Regions from separate parts of the Homo sapiens genome. Here region 2 is linked to region 1. Evidence: read pairs that join two places in POLR2A ChIA-PET (ENCODE). Cell type or tissue: PC-9. All regions are shown on one strand. Links, peaks and the distances in the headings refer to the core of each region. The heading gives the core; the rest is flanking DNA.

The links. Peaks named below come from ENCODE experiments on the same cell type or tissue, not always from the same donor. Only the 100,000 strongest peaks of a DNase experiment are listed, where the experiment ranks them.
Region 2: POLR2A ChIA-PET joins it to region 1 with 7 read pairs; 9 of 35 experiments call an interaction of 5 or more read pairs at or near these places.

The regions. Positions count from the first base shown.
Region 1 is chr17:64,545,105-64,552,083 of GRCh38, forward strand. SMURF2 (SMAD specific E3 ubiquitin protein ligase 2) reads right to left here. Exons shown (of 19, transcript NM_022739.4): 16 at 6,480-6,600; 17 at 2,496-2,697; 18 at 1,159-1,234; 19 at 1-843. The coding sequence ends at 744. Among named protein-coding and RNA genes, the nearest start is that of CEP95, 42 kb to the left of the region's middle. In PC-9, for the core only: no CTCF peak of the experiment used is centred there; no DNase peak of the experiment used is centred there.
Region 2 is chr17:64,665,248-64,672,226 of GRCh38, forward strand. No RefSeq gene overlaps it. Among named protein-coding and RNA genes, the nearest start is that of SMURF2, 6.4 kb to the left of the region's middle. In PC-9, for the core only: no CTCF peak of the experiment used is centred there; DNase peaks (open chromatin) are centred at 2,934 and 3,274; H3K27ac peaks cover 1,849 bases.

The sequences.
Region 1 (6,979 bases), core at 1-4,000:
GCCCCTGAACACATCTTATTGTCACAAATAAATGACTAAGTTTAGACTAAATGGTTGCATTAGGAATTTGACAACCAAAATTATATCGCTGTATTCCAGGAAATCCGTTCTTGAAAAATGTAAAAAAGACCCACTTAGACTAGGTTGAAACATATAATGCAAAATATAATGCTCTGCTATAGAAAAACACAAACATGTAAATGGCTTAATTTCTTAAAGATGATTCTTTTAGCCAATTGTTTACAAAGGTAGAATAATTCAAAATAATTTTATTTTTTTTTACAAAGAGCAAGTACAGGAGCTGTTCAAGATCATGTATTCAATCAAAATGAAATGTGACTTGTACCGACTGCTGAAGTTGTCTTGATGTTTGAGAGACTTGAAATCTGTGAAGAAATTTGAATAGATTACCTTTTATAAAAATAGTAGTAGTCTTTAAGTGTAGAATACTGCCTAACTCTGGAAATGTAGGAAAAGTCAGCATTCTTTAGGTTCAAGATATTAAGTTTAAATAGCAGCTGAATGTGGCCTCATGGCAAAGCATAAAGACCTTTTTTTTCCTTGAAAAGGAATTTCAAAATTGTCCTTTCCCCTCACAGTGTCCTAAAATGTAAAAAAAAAAAAAAAAAGGGGGGGGGGGGGAGTGTTTTCCTGTATTTCAGCATATTCTTTGAAACTCTGCTGAAAGGAGGCTGTCAGTCAGGGTTGTATAAATAGAGTCCTGGGTAAATCCTTGAAGCTTGTCATTCCACAGCAAATCCACATGTTTCTTCAATGGCTGTTAGCAGCTTTTCATATAGCTTTTCATAGCTTTCATAGGGTGGAATGTCTATTCGATTGAAGCTGTGAATAAGCAAATCAAATTTTATACAGTTCATTCAAAATAAGTAAACTGGCCTAGCAAGTGTATACCAGTATAGCCACATCACTCTGTGTCACACAGAAAACTAAAAGGTATTTCTCTAAAACAGAGATGACCACTTTTGGGTTTTCCTACCAATTTCCGAATAATCTTAACTTTTAAATCACTTAAGTTGCTTATCATTCCCTTTAAAGGCCCATTTAACACTAGTAAGTACAATAAATAAAAAGTCAAATCTGTTTGGAACTAACACTTATGTACATGGAATGGGGAATACAGCTACAAAAATACCTTACCAAGTGTGGGCTTTCGGCAGGTTGTTAGTGCAGGCATCAATCTGGTGTATGGTAAAGAGTCTCGGGCCTGCAGCACCTGCAAATGAAGGAAATGTGGATGAAATCACTGCAGGTGCGTGCATTAGTCTCCAAAATCTTAAGAATAAAACTGGTAAGTTAACCACAGGATCTGGGGATAGGGGAATGCTAATGAATCCACACATACTACCAAAGGGCAGCAGGAAAAGCATCTGGGTTTTAAGAGCCAGAATTAACCTTGGATAAGGCTTAGATTCCGTAATAGGTTCACATTTCCATTTGAGAAAAAACTCAAGATTGAAATCCCTTTCTCAATTTCTATCTTTTATAGAAAGTCAATATCCCAAAAGCATGAGAAGAAAAGTAATCAGGCAAATCCAAGGTAAAATACATAGGCACACATTCAAAAAGATGACGACCTGATGCAAATTTAGATTTCATGACTCAAACTGGGCTGACAGCAAAAGAGCCGTCTATAGAATCCATTTCAGTTCGCACAGGCACCCCATATAAATACATGTAGCAGAAATACAACTTCACTTTATGCATCTGGGAAGTGTGAGGATGAGGAGCTCTCCTTACAGAGAAGGGCAGCACAGCTGAAAGCACGCTCTCCCCCCAGGGATTTCAGCGCATGCGCTGTGGGCAGCACTGTCGAATTATGTACCAGTGTCGCTTTGTGTGTCCTTATTCATCACCAGCAGCTTTGAAAATGAAGTGCTTAAGAGGTAAAGGAAGCAACTGCCACCCAGTGAAGCACCACAATCATTAGCAATATTACCAGCTCCTCCCAAAATTAACCAGCTTATTCCACAGAAAACCATTCTTAAAAAAGGAATATGGTTGTAAACAAATGGTCTGATGCCATGCAGTAATTAAAATGCTCTGACCGAACAGATGGTTTCCATGACCCATGCTGCTTCTGTCTAATAAGAGAAAGAACGAAAAGTAGAGGGGAGAGGCATCCCAGGCAGGTAAACGTTTCACCAGGTCAAGATGTGAACATGGAAGTGAACGACTTCCCTACAGGAATGTGCAACAGAATTAAAAGTAAGGTGACCAGAAAACAAAGGCAGAGCATCACCACGTACGGTCTCTAGCATGCGGCACTCACTACAATCAGAGAAGCCCGCAGAAAAGGCTCTTGGGAAGGGAACAAAAGAAAGGAGGGAGAAGAAGGTATCACAATGTGAGAGTCACAGATAAGAAGTGAAAAAGAGAATCTCTAAGCACATGGTTTACAAAATATCTCCACAGACCCCACGCTGACAGCCCCGCCCCCACCCGCTGCCCAGCTTGCCTGCACCTCAGGCTGTTACCTTGCAATGCTTTGAAGCCCTGCAGAGGCACTCGAGAGGATCCTGTCACAAACTGAAGCAATCTTGCTCGTCGCTCTTCATCAAAAAACTCCACAGCTTTCCAGAACCATTTGACAATGTTGCTGTCTGGTGTACAGTGTTTTAACCGGGTGTTTACCTTCCAGTCATTAACATCTATCTTTCCAAGTCCACAAATAATGAGCTGTGAAAATAGTACACAGTAATGAACCTGTGGAAACCACAGCCAGACCAAAAATTCCTCAAAAGAGAACTTTAGGTTTGTACTGCTGGCTGTCATTTGGTGGTTCCTAATTAAAGATGCACATCAGAATCATCTGAAAAGCTTTTCAAATTGACATTCCAGGTCCTAGGCTCAGAGATGTTAATTCTGTGCACCTGGGGTGACAGTTGGGATCTATATTTTAAAAAGCTCCAGAGATATCTACTCACTGCAAACTCCCTCTCCAGGGTCTGAGAACCACAGCTGTGATAGACTTGACCAGGTAAACAATTGAGAATGTTTCATAAGTTCATAATAAAATTATAAAGCTTTAAAAAAAATGGACAGAAATTGAGACCCAAAGAGTAAATACAGATATGTGCCTTCTTTGGACCTGCATCATCTACTAGTTTCAATACCTATTAGCTTTGTTGATTGAGGGCAATTCAATCAATTCCTCTGCTGTAATATGGTAGTAACATCCATTTCACTACATCCTGGGGAAGCAACCGATAATGCACAGAAACTTCAGAAATGGGTGTTGAATAAGTGAGTCATACAATTTGCTTAATAATTTTTTTTTTTTAAGACAGAATTTTGCTCTGTCTCCTAGGCTGGAGTGCAGTGGCATGATCTAGGCTCACTGCAACCTCTGCCTCCCGGGTTCAAGTGATTCTCCTGCCTTAGCCTCCCAAGTAGCTGGGATTACAGGCATGCACCACAATGCCCAGCTAATTTTTGTATTTTTAGTAGAGATGAGATTCCGCCATGTTGGCCAGGCTGGTCTCCAACTCCTGGCCTCAAGTGATCCGCCTGCCTCAGCCTCCCAAAGTGCTAGGATTATAGGTGTGAGCCACTACACCTGGCCTACATTTGCTTAATAATATTAAATTGATATTAAAGCACAAAATACATGAGCACATTGATACAGACCTCTGCTAAACACATCCTGATGGAGGGTCACACAGATGAACTATATCCAAATCATTTTATACTATCATTAATATGTCTCCCTAGGGTTCAAGACTAACTCACCATACTAATCTAACATGTTTGTTTATAGCAGTGAATTCCATGTATACTATAAAACATAACTTGCAAATCCTGTATTTTATAGAATTACACCCAGGATTAATATATACAATGCTAAAATAAATGTTATACATATTGTCTTTAAAAATTGGTAGGGTGTGGTAGCTCACGCCTGTAATCCTAGCACTTTGGGAGGACGAGGCATGCAGATCACTTGAGGTCAGGAGTTCAAGACCAGCCTGGCCAACATGGCGAAACCCTGTATCTACTAAAAATACAAAAAGGTAGCCGGGCGTGGTGGCGGGCACCTGTAATCCCAGGTAAGGCATGAGAATCGCTTGAACCCAGGAAGTAGAGGTTGTAGGGAGCTGAGATCCCATCAGCCTGGGGGACAAGTGAGACTGTGTCTCCAAAAAAAAAAAAAAAAAAAAAAAAAGCCAAAATAATGTTAGCCAGGCGTGGTGGTGCACACCTGTAGTACCAGTTACTGGGGAGACTGAGGTAGGAGGATCACTTCAGCATAAGAGTTAACAGTGAGCTAGGATCATGGTACTGCACTCCAGCCTAGGCAACAGAGTGAGACTCTATCTCAAAAAATAAAAATAAAAAGTTTAATGATTCAGGCCTGGTGCAGTGGCTCACGCCTGTAATCCTAACAATTTGGGAAGCAGAGGCAGGTGGATTGCCTGAGCTAAAAAGTTCAAGACCGGCCTGGGCAACATGGTGAAACCCCATCTCTACTAAAAATACAAAAATTAGCCAGGCATGGTGGTGCACACCTGAAGTCCCAGTTACTCAGGAGGCTGAGGCACGAGAATCGCTTGAAAACCTGGGAGGCAGAGGTTGCGGTAAGTGGAGATTGTGCCACTGTACTCCAGCCTGGGTGACAGAGTGAGATTCTGTCTCCACAAATAAAAAAAAGAAAAAAGAGAAGAAAAACAAAGTTTCATGACCCATTAGCAGTAGAAACTATATTAAAAATCCTAACCCTACCAAATAAAGTCTCCAGTAAGGCTTCTATGGGGTTCTGAAATAAAATCTCCAACAAAGCTTCTACAGGGTTCACTGAATTAACACCACACTGAACAGGGAGGAGGTTATCCGAAAAGGATTATGGGTGTATTTAATGACATAAAAGACACCTCCTAAATTCTTTTCTTCAGAGGAATGGCAGTTAGAAGGCCAAATCCTCGTTTATTGTATAAAGAGATGAAAATGCATTATATTTCAACCTTATCGGCATTCCTGCTATGTTCTCCTTCTAACTACTTCCTTCTGGCTATTTCACTATGAACAATTCAATCACAAAAGGAATGGGGAGAGTATTAAGTAAAACCAACCTTTTTAGATTTGTTTGCTAACAGGTCTATTAACAGATTTATTTAGAAAGGACATTGAAGGCATTGAATAAAATCATGTTTCAAATTATTAGTAGACTTCAAATATTTGTGTTATCCCTAACTACTAAATAAATTTGGGACCTTTAATAGAATTAAACCTCGTGTTTTTTAGTTGTTCAGTAGGAAATTCAGATGCATTTGTTTAAGGTCTTAATTACAAAACCTGGGGTGTTTAAGGGCCAGCTTTAAAAGGAAACAAAAAACTATTCACTGTTTAGTATGGCCGTTAATCTAAAGACATTTAGAGGCCAGGTGCGGTGGCTCACACCTGTAATCCCAGCACTGTGGAAGGCCGAGGTGGGTGGATTATTTGAGGTCAGGAGTCCCAGGCCAGCCTGGCCAACATGGTGAAACCCCGTTTCTACTAAAAATACAAAAATTAGCTGGACGTGGTGGCAGGTGCCTGTAGTCCCAGCTACTTGGGAGGCTGAGGCAGGAGAATCACTTGAATCCAGGAGGTGGAGGTTGCAGTGCCACTGCCCTCCAGCCTGGGCAACTCTGTCTCCAAAAAAAAAAAAAAAAAAAAGAGAGAGACATTTAGATTCAATTTATCCTAGGTGTTTTAGTTATTTTCTCGATGATCTTGTCTATCAAATGCTTTCTTGCAAGCTTAGTGTAAAACTAATTCAGAGTAGGCTCTTACCCAAATAAATTTCAAAATGGTAGATTAATGAGGTTTTACTTAACTAAATCAGTAACCACTAAGTTAGGGAATAGACATATATTGGAAGAATGTACATATAAGTCACGAAATCTGTTTAAAACAAGAAAGTACAGGATAGAAAAATAAATTAAAAATTTTCACAATATAAGAGAGACTGCTCACAGCTGGGCATGGTGGCTCAAGCCTATAATCCTAGCACTTTGGGAGGCCAAGGCAGGCGGATCACTTGAGCTCAGGAGTTTGAGACCACCCTGGGAAACATGGCAAAACCCTGTCTCTACCAAAAAAAACAAAAAAATTAGCCAGGGGTGCTGGTGCATGCTTGTAGTCTCAGCTACTTGAGGGGCTGAAGGATCATTTGAGCCCAGGAGGTCAAGGCTGCAGTGAGCCATGATTGCACCACTGCACCCCAGCCTGGGTGACAGAGTGAGACCCTGTCTCAGAAAAAAAAAAAGAGAGAGAGAGACAGATTGTTCACTCACAGAAATTCCAAAGCATGAAAGGCCTTCAAAAGCATGAAAGACTTTTCCTGTGAATAAGAATTCTCAAGCATAGAACCATGAAACTTAGAAAGCACCAGAAATATGCTTTCCTCTAAAACTAAGTAACAAAATAATTCCCAATCCTTCCTTGTTACACTAGTGATGTTATAATACTAATGCACTAACCTCTAACTCCTTCTCATCAAATGTCTTCAGCAGATGTTGTGGAATTACTTCATTAAATCCTTTCTGCAGAGCCAAGAATTGAGCCTCAATGCCTCGTAAAAATCTCCAGTTCACATAGAGCCTGTAAACATTCGGCAGGATTTCGTATAATCACATGTATTTTCAGATCTGGTAATTATTATTATAAATCTCTACTTTAGCAACACCGCATCTTACAAGCATCTAACATTAACGGTTTAGCCTCAAGTCTAACAATAAATCTCAGACTAATGGGGATAAATGAACCCTGAGGTGTGACACAGTTCAATGTTGATGAAAAGTGGTAAACTACTAACAAAAGCAGCATCAGCAGAGCAACCCTTCAAATCAGAGAAGCTCCCAGGAAACAGGACGTCTACTAGAGCTGAGTCTTGATGAAATTTCTTTCTAAACTTACAGCATACATGCCAATAACTAGAATAAAGAGCTCTTTCACTCAAAAATGACTTATTTTTCTGATT
Region 2 (6,979 bases), core at 1,336-5,335, 120 kb after region 1:
CTCAAAAAACAAATGCACTCAAAAACAGAATACTCATAATAGGAAAGTCATTTTGAAGGCCTCTCTTAAGTGAGTGGCCTCATCTAGTCCAGGCTCAGATTTCAGAGACGATTGGGTTAGAAAGTTTAAAAAAACAAAAAAGTTTATGTGTTTCTCTTCCCTTGGGGATATGTTTATGTCCCCAAAGGGGGATATATATACATTATAATGACAACATGTAGGGAATTACCAAATTAATAGCCGGAACTTGGGAAAGATAAGACGGAAAATTAAGGGATGGGAATCTTAGGTAAAATCAATTATATACATTCAGGTGTAAAAGTCTTTGAGGAAAGGAAAATAGCATTGGACATGAAAACAGAACCATTCTTTTTTTTTTTTTAGACGGAGTCTCACTCTGTTGCCCAGGCTGGAGTGCAGTGGTGCAATCTCGGCTCACTGCAACCTCCACCTCCTGGGTTCAAGTGATTCTCCTGCCGCAGCCTCCTGAGTAGCTGGGATTACAGGCACCCACCACCACACCTGGCTAATTTTTGTATTTTTTTTTTTTTTTTTAGTAGAGACGGGGGTTTCCCCATGCTGGTCAGGCTGGTCTCGAACTCCTGACCTTGTGATCCACCCTCCTCGGCCTCCCAAAGTGCTGGGATTACAGGCGTGAGCCACTGTGCCCAGCAGGACCATTCTTTACATATCAAAATATTACTATGAGATTCATTCAGCCACCATTTTTATTTTATTTTATTTTATTTTATTTTATTTTATTTTTTGAGTTGGAGTCTCACTCTGTCACCCAGGCTGGAGTGCAGTGGTGCGACCTTGGCTCATTGCAACCTCTGCCTTCCAAGTTCACGTGATTCTCCTGCCTCAGCCTCCGGAGTAGCTGGGATTATAGGCACCTGCCACCACCCCCAGCTAATGTTTGTATTTTTAGTAGAGGTGGGGTTTCACCATGTTGGCCAGGCTGGTCTCAAACTCTTGACCTCAGGTGATCCGCCTGCCTAGGTGTCCCAAAGTGCTAGGATAACAGGCGTGAGCCACCGCGCCCGGCCCTATTCTTGAAAAATAAGTAATAGTACAGAAGATGTTCTTTGCTAAATTCCATTAATAACAAAAAAGAAATGAGGGAACAGCATAATGATCCGTAAACTGCATGGTCTTTTGGGGTTTTGTTGTTGTTGTTGTTGTTGTTGTTTGTTTTTTGAGACGGAGTCTCCCTCTGTCGCCAGGCTGGAGTGCAGTGGCGCCATCTCGGCTCACTGCAACCTCCGCCTCCCAGGTTCAAGCAATTCTCCTACCTCAGCCTCCGAGTAGCTGGGACTACAGGCGCGCGCCACAATGCCCAGCTAATTTTTTGTGTTTTTAGTAGAGACAGGGTTTCACCATGTTGGCCAAGATGGTCTCAATCTCTTGATTTCATGATCCGCCCACCTCGGCCTCCCAAAGTGCTAGGATTACAGGCGTGAGCCCCTGCGCCCGGCCAACCGCATGGTTTTTTATGCAGCCATTTAACCGACGATTTTTATGAGGATCATATAATATGGTAGAATTTATATGTAATGCAAAGTTTAAAAACAGAAGAAAAGTTGTAAGCATGTACATGCAAAAGTATCTAGCACAATGTAAACTACTAAGGAAAATAACGTGAGAGTTTTTTATGTGATTTATTAGTTTTGCTTTAGGTTGTTATAACATTAATGCAATTTTACATGTTTTGGATTAATATACTTTAATCCTTATTCCATGCCAGTCACTGCTTTTAATGCATCAGTGAAGTTGCTTCTCAGGATAGTTACCTCCAAGAGCATTTCATCAGTCTGGATACGACCTTACAATTAAAGTGATCCAAAAAATATATGAAGTTCTTGACATCGTACTAAAAATACCAGAGATAGGCCAGGCACAGTGGCTCATGCCTGTAATTCCAGCACTTTTGGGAGGCTGAGGCGGGCGGATCATTTGAGGTCAGGAGTTCGAGACCAGCCTGACCAACATGGTGAAACTACGTCTGTACTAAAAAAAAAAAAAAAAAAATACAAAAAAATTAGCCAGGCGTGGTGGCGCATGCATGTATCCCCAGCTACTTGGGAGGCTGAGGCAGGAGAATCTCTTGAACCTAGGAGGTGGAGGTTGAGTGAGCCGAGATGGTGCCACTGCACTCCAGCCTGGTTGACAGAGTGAGACTCCATATCAAAAATAAATACATAAATAAATAAAAATTAAAACACCAGAGATAGTGCCAGCAATTCATTCAACAAATATTAAGTGGCTATTTTGTGCAAAGCAATGAACAAGGTCCTTTAGAAATGCTTCCTTGTACTACAAATATATATGACGTGAACAATATCAATATCAATGTAATATATCAATGTGAACAATAGCTGCTACCACAATTTAAGAGGCCAGACAGTGGCAAAAAACTTAGCAAACTGATGTACACATTCACATTTACCTTATTTTTATGGCACACGCTTTGTTCCCAACCACCCGACTAACATAATTTGTAGCCTTGTATTAGGTAATAGAAGTTAGGATTTCAGAACGTGATGGGAGACCTGGGGGAGGCTGCTGCTTCTTTTTTTTTTCCTCTCTCTTTTTTTTTTTTTCAGACAGAGTCTTGCTCTGTTGCCCAGGCTGGAGCGCAGTGGCGAAATCTTGGCTCACTGTAAGCTCCACCTTCCGGGTTCAAGCAATTCCCTGCCTCAGCCTCCTGAGTAGCTGGGATTACAGGCGCCCACCACCGTGCCCAAATAATTTTTGTATTTTTAGTAGAGATCAGGTTTCACCATCTCGGCCAGGCTGGTCTTGAACTCCAGACCTTGTGATCCATCCGCCTTGGCCTCCCAAAGTGCTAGGATTACAGGAGTGAGTCACTGCGCCCAGCCAGAGGCTGCTTGTTTGGAAGTTTAAAGCAGTACATTCAAATATGTAAGTGACAGCATAGAAAAATGTATATAGGGTTAACGTGCAGAGGTTTATATTTAGGCTTTCCTGTGAGTTTAAATCCTGTTGTTTAAAACAAATATTCAGATAAGAATAACACTTTAAAACCATTCAAGGGCTGGGCATGGTGACTCATGCCTGTAATCCTAGCACTTTGGGAGGCCGAGGCAGAGGAATCACTTGAGCCCAGGAGTTTGAAACCAGCCTGAGCAACATGGCAAAACCCCCTATCTACAAAAAATTAGCCAGGAGTGGTGGCATGCACCTATAGACCCAGCTACTCGGAAAGCTGAGATAGAAGGATCACCTGAGTCCACAGAGGTCAAGGTTGCAGTGATCCGAGATCATGCCACTGCATTCCAGTGCCACTGCATTCCATCCTAGGCAGCAGACTGAGACTCTGTCTCGAAAACAAAAAAAAAAGAAAGAAGGCCGGGTGCAGTGGCTCACACCTGTAATCCCAGCACTTTATAATGCTAACTGTAATATTTTGGCAGTTTTTTTTTTTATCAAATTGGGGAAATTCTCTCCATATACCTATTTTATCTCAATTTTATTATGAGTTGGTGTTGAATTTTGTCAAATACTTTTTTTCTGAAATTAATTGACATTCTTTTTTTTTCTTTTTAGCCTTTTAGTATGGTAGACTACATTGATTAGTTTTCAAATATCAATGAGCTATGCATCCTTGGAATAAACCCCACTTTGTCATGTTGTGTAATTCTTATATATTGATTAATTATATTTGCTAATATTTTGTTAAGGATTTTGCATCTTTATTTATGATGTGTATTGGTTGGCAGTTTTCTCCTTTTTTGTGTGTGCTTTCTTTGGTTTTGGTGTCAGAGTAAATACTAACTTCTTAGAATGATTGAGCGATGGTGTTCTCTTCTATTTTCTGAAAGAGTTTAGGCAGAATTGGTGTTAATAATATAATAATTTTTTTTTTTTTAGATGGAGTCTTGCTCTGTCGCCCAGGCTAGAGTGCAGTGGCGTGATCTCGGCTCACTGAAACCTCCGCCTCCCAGGTTCAAGCAATTCTCCTGCCTTAGCCTCCCAAGTAGCTGGGATTACAGGCACATGCCAGCATGCCCAGCTAATTTTTATATTTTCAGTAGAGACGGGGTTTAACCATGTTGGCCAGGATGGTCTCCATCTCTTGACCTTGTGATCCGCCCACCTTTGCCTCCCAAAGTTCTGGAATTACAGGCATGAGCCACCGCGCCCAGCAGTGTTAATTATTTTTATTTATTTATTTATCTATTTTTTATTTTTTTGAGATGGAGTCTTGCTCTATCTCCAGGCTGGAGTGCAGTGGCGCGATCTCAGGTCACTGCAACCTCCGCCTCCAAGGTTCAAGTGATTCCCCTGCCTCAGCCTCCCAAGTAGCTGGGATTACAGGCACACGCCACCACGCCCAGCTAATTTTTTGTATTTTAGTAGAGACGGGGTTTCACCATGTTAGCCAAGATGGTTTCGATCTCCTGACATGATCCGCCCACCTCGGCCTCCCAAAGTGCTGGGATTACAGGTGTGAGCCACTGCACCCGGCTGGTGTTAATTATTTTTTAACTGGTAGAATTCTCTAGTAAAATTATCTGGGTCTGGAGACTTCTTGTTTGTGAATTTTTTAATTACAAATTTAATTTTCTTAATAGTCATAGGGCTGTTCTTATCCATTACATATTGGATGAATTGTGGTAGGTTATTTTCATTTTTTTGAGGAATTGGTCCATTTCATCTAAGTTGTTGAATTTATGTAGAATTAGTTTTAGTATTTCCTAATCATCTCTTTAATGTCTGTAGAATATATATCCCCCATTTCTTCTTCTTCTTCTTTTTTTTTTTTTTTTTTTTTTTTTGAGACGATGTCTCACTCTGTCGCCCAGGCTGGAGTACAGTGGCATAATCTCAGCTCACTGCAACCTCTGCCTCCCAGGTTCAAGCGATTCTCCTGCCTCAGCCTCCTGAGTAGCTGGGGATTACTGGTGCCCGCCACCATGCCCGGCTAATTTTCATATTTTTAGTAGAGACAGGGTTTCACTATGTTGGCTAGGCTGGTCTCAAACTCCTAACCTCAAGTGATCTACCCGCCTCAGCCTCCCAAAGTGCTGGGATTACACGCGTAAGCCACCGCACCAGCCCATTTCATTTTATTTTGTAACATTAGCAATTTGTGTCTTTTTTTCTCCCTGTGAGAGGCTTGCCAATTATTTTATCCTTTTAAAAAATCAAATTTTTGTATTGATTTTATGAATTAGGTTCTATGTTCAGTTTATTTGATATATTCACTTGTCTTTACTATATTCTTTTTTCTTTTTGATTTTTTTCTTCTTTTTCTAGGTTCTTGAAGCAGGAGCTTAGATTATTTATTATTTATTATTAGATTATTTATTTCTAATATATACCTTAATTGCTATAAATTTCCCTCTCAGCTCCCCTTCAGCCATGTCCCACAAATTCTGTATTTTTGCTCTTCTTTGAAACTTCCTCCTTGACCACTGGGTTATTTAGAAGTGTGTTGTTTAATTTCCAAGTGTTTTGATATTTTCCTATCTTTCTGTTACTGATTTCTAGTTTGATTCCATTGTGACCAGACAACAGAGTCTGCATGATTTCAAATATTAAGTGGCTATTTTGTGCAAAGCAATGAACAAGGTCCCTTAGAAGTGCTTCCTTGTACTATAAATATATATGTGAGTGAGGGGTACAGCCTCCGTTAGAAGCTCCCAGCTTCCTTCTGGGGCAATGGGACGCACCTCTCTCCTGCCTCCTGGGCACTCACGCGCTCTCTGGCTCGCTCTCTCTCTCTCTCTCTCTCTGTCTCTTTCTCCCTTTGCTCCCTTTCTCTTTCCCCCATGCCCATACGATGTGAACAATATCAATATCAATGTAATATATCAATGTGAACAATAGCTGCTACCACAATTTAAGAGGGCAGACAGTGGCAAAAAACTTAGCAAATGTACACATTCACATTTGCCTTATTTTTATGGCACATGCTTTGTTCCCAACCACCCAACTAACATAATTTGTAGCCTTGTATTAGGTAATAGAAGTTAGGATTTCAGAACGTCATGGGAGACCTGGGGGAGACTGCTTGTTTTGAAGTTGAAAGCAGTACATTCAAATATGTAAGTGACAGCATAGAAAAATGTATATAGGGTTAACGTGCAGAGGTCTGTATTTAGGTTTTCCTGTAAGTTTAAATCCTGTTGTTTAAAACAAATATTCGGATAAGAATAACACTTTAAAACCATTCAAGGGCTGGGCATGGTGACTCATGCCTGTAATCCTAGCACTTTGGGAGGCCGAGGCAGAGGAATCACTTGAGCCCAGGAGTTTGAAACCAGCCTGAGCAACATGGCAAAACCCCATATCTACAAAAAATTAGCCAGGAGTGGTGGCATGCACCTATAGGCCCAACTACTCAGGAGGCTGAAATAGGAGGATCACCTGAGTCCACGGAGGTCAAGGTTGCAGTGAGCCGTGATCACACTACTGCATTCCAGTGCCACTGCATTCCATTCTAGGCAGCAGACTGAGACTCTGCCTCAAAAACAAAAAAAAAAAAAGAAAGAAGGCCGGGTGCAGTGACTCACACCTGTAATCCCAGCACTTTGGGAGGCCGAGGCAGGCAGATCACTTGAGGTCAGGAGTTCAAGACCAGCCTGGCCAACATGGGGAAACCCCATCGCTACTAAAAATACAAAAATTATCCGGGCATGGTGGCAGGTGCCTGTGCCTGTAATCCCAGCTATTCAGGAGGTTGAGGCAGGAGAATCACTTGAACCCAGGATGCGGAGGTTGCAATGAGCCAAGATCATGCCACTGCACTCCAGCCTGGGCCACAGAACAAGACTCCATCTCAAAAAAAAAAAAAAAAAAAAAAACTACTGGTAATGATTTTTTTTTAAAGCAGGTACATGGATGTTCATCTTGTTTTCCTTGCCATGTTAAATATTATTTGACATTGACTGTAGATTTTTTTTTAAGTAACTAAATGTTTAAAATGAAGTAAATTAGGCCAGATGCGGTG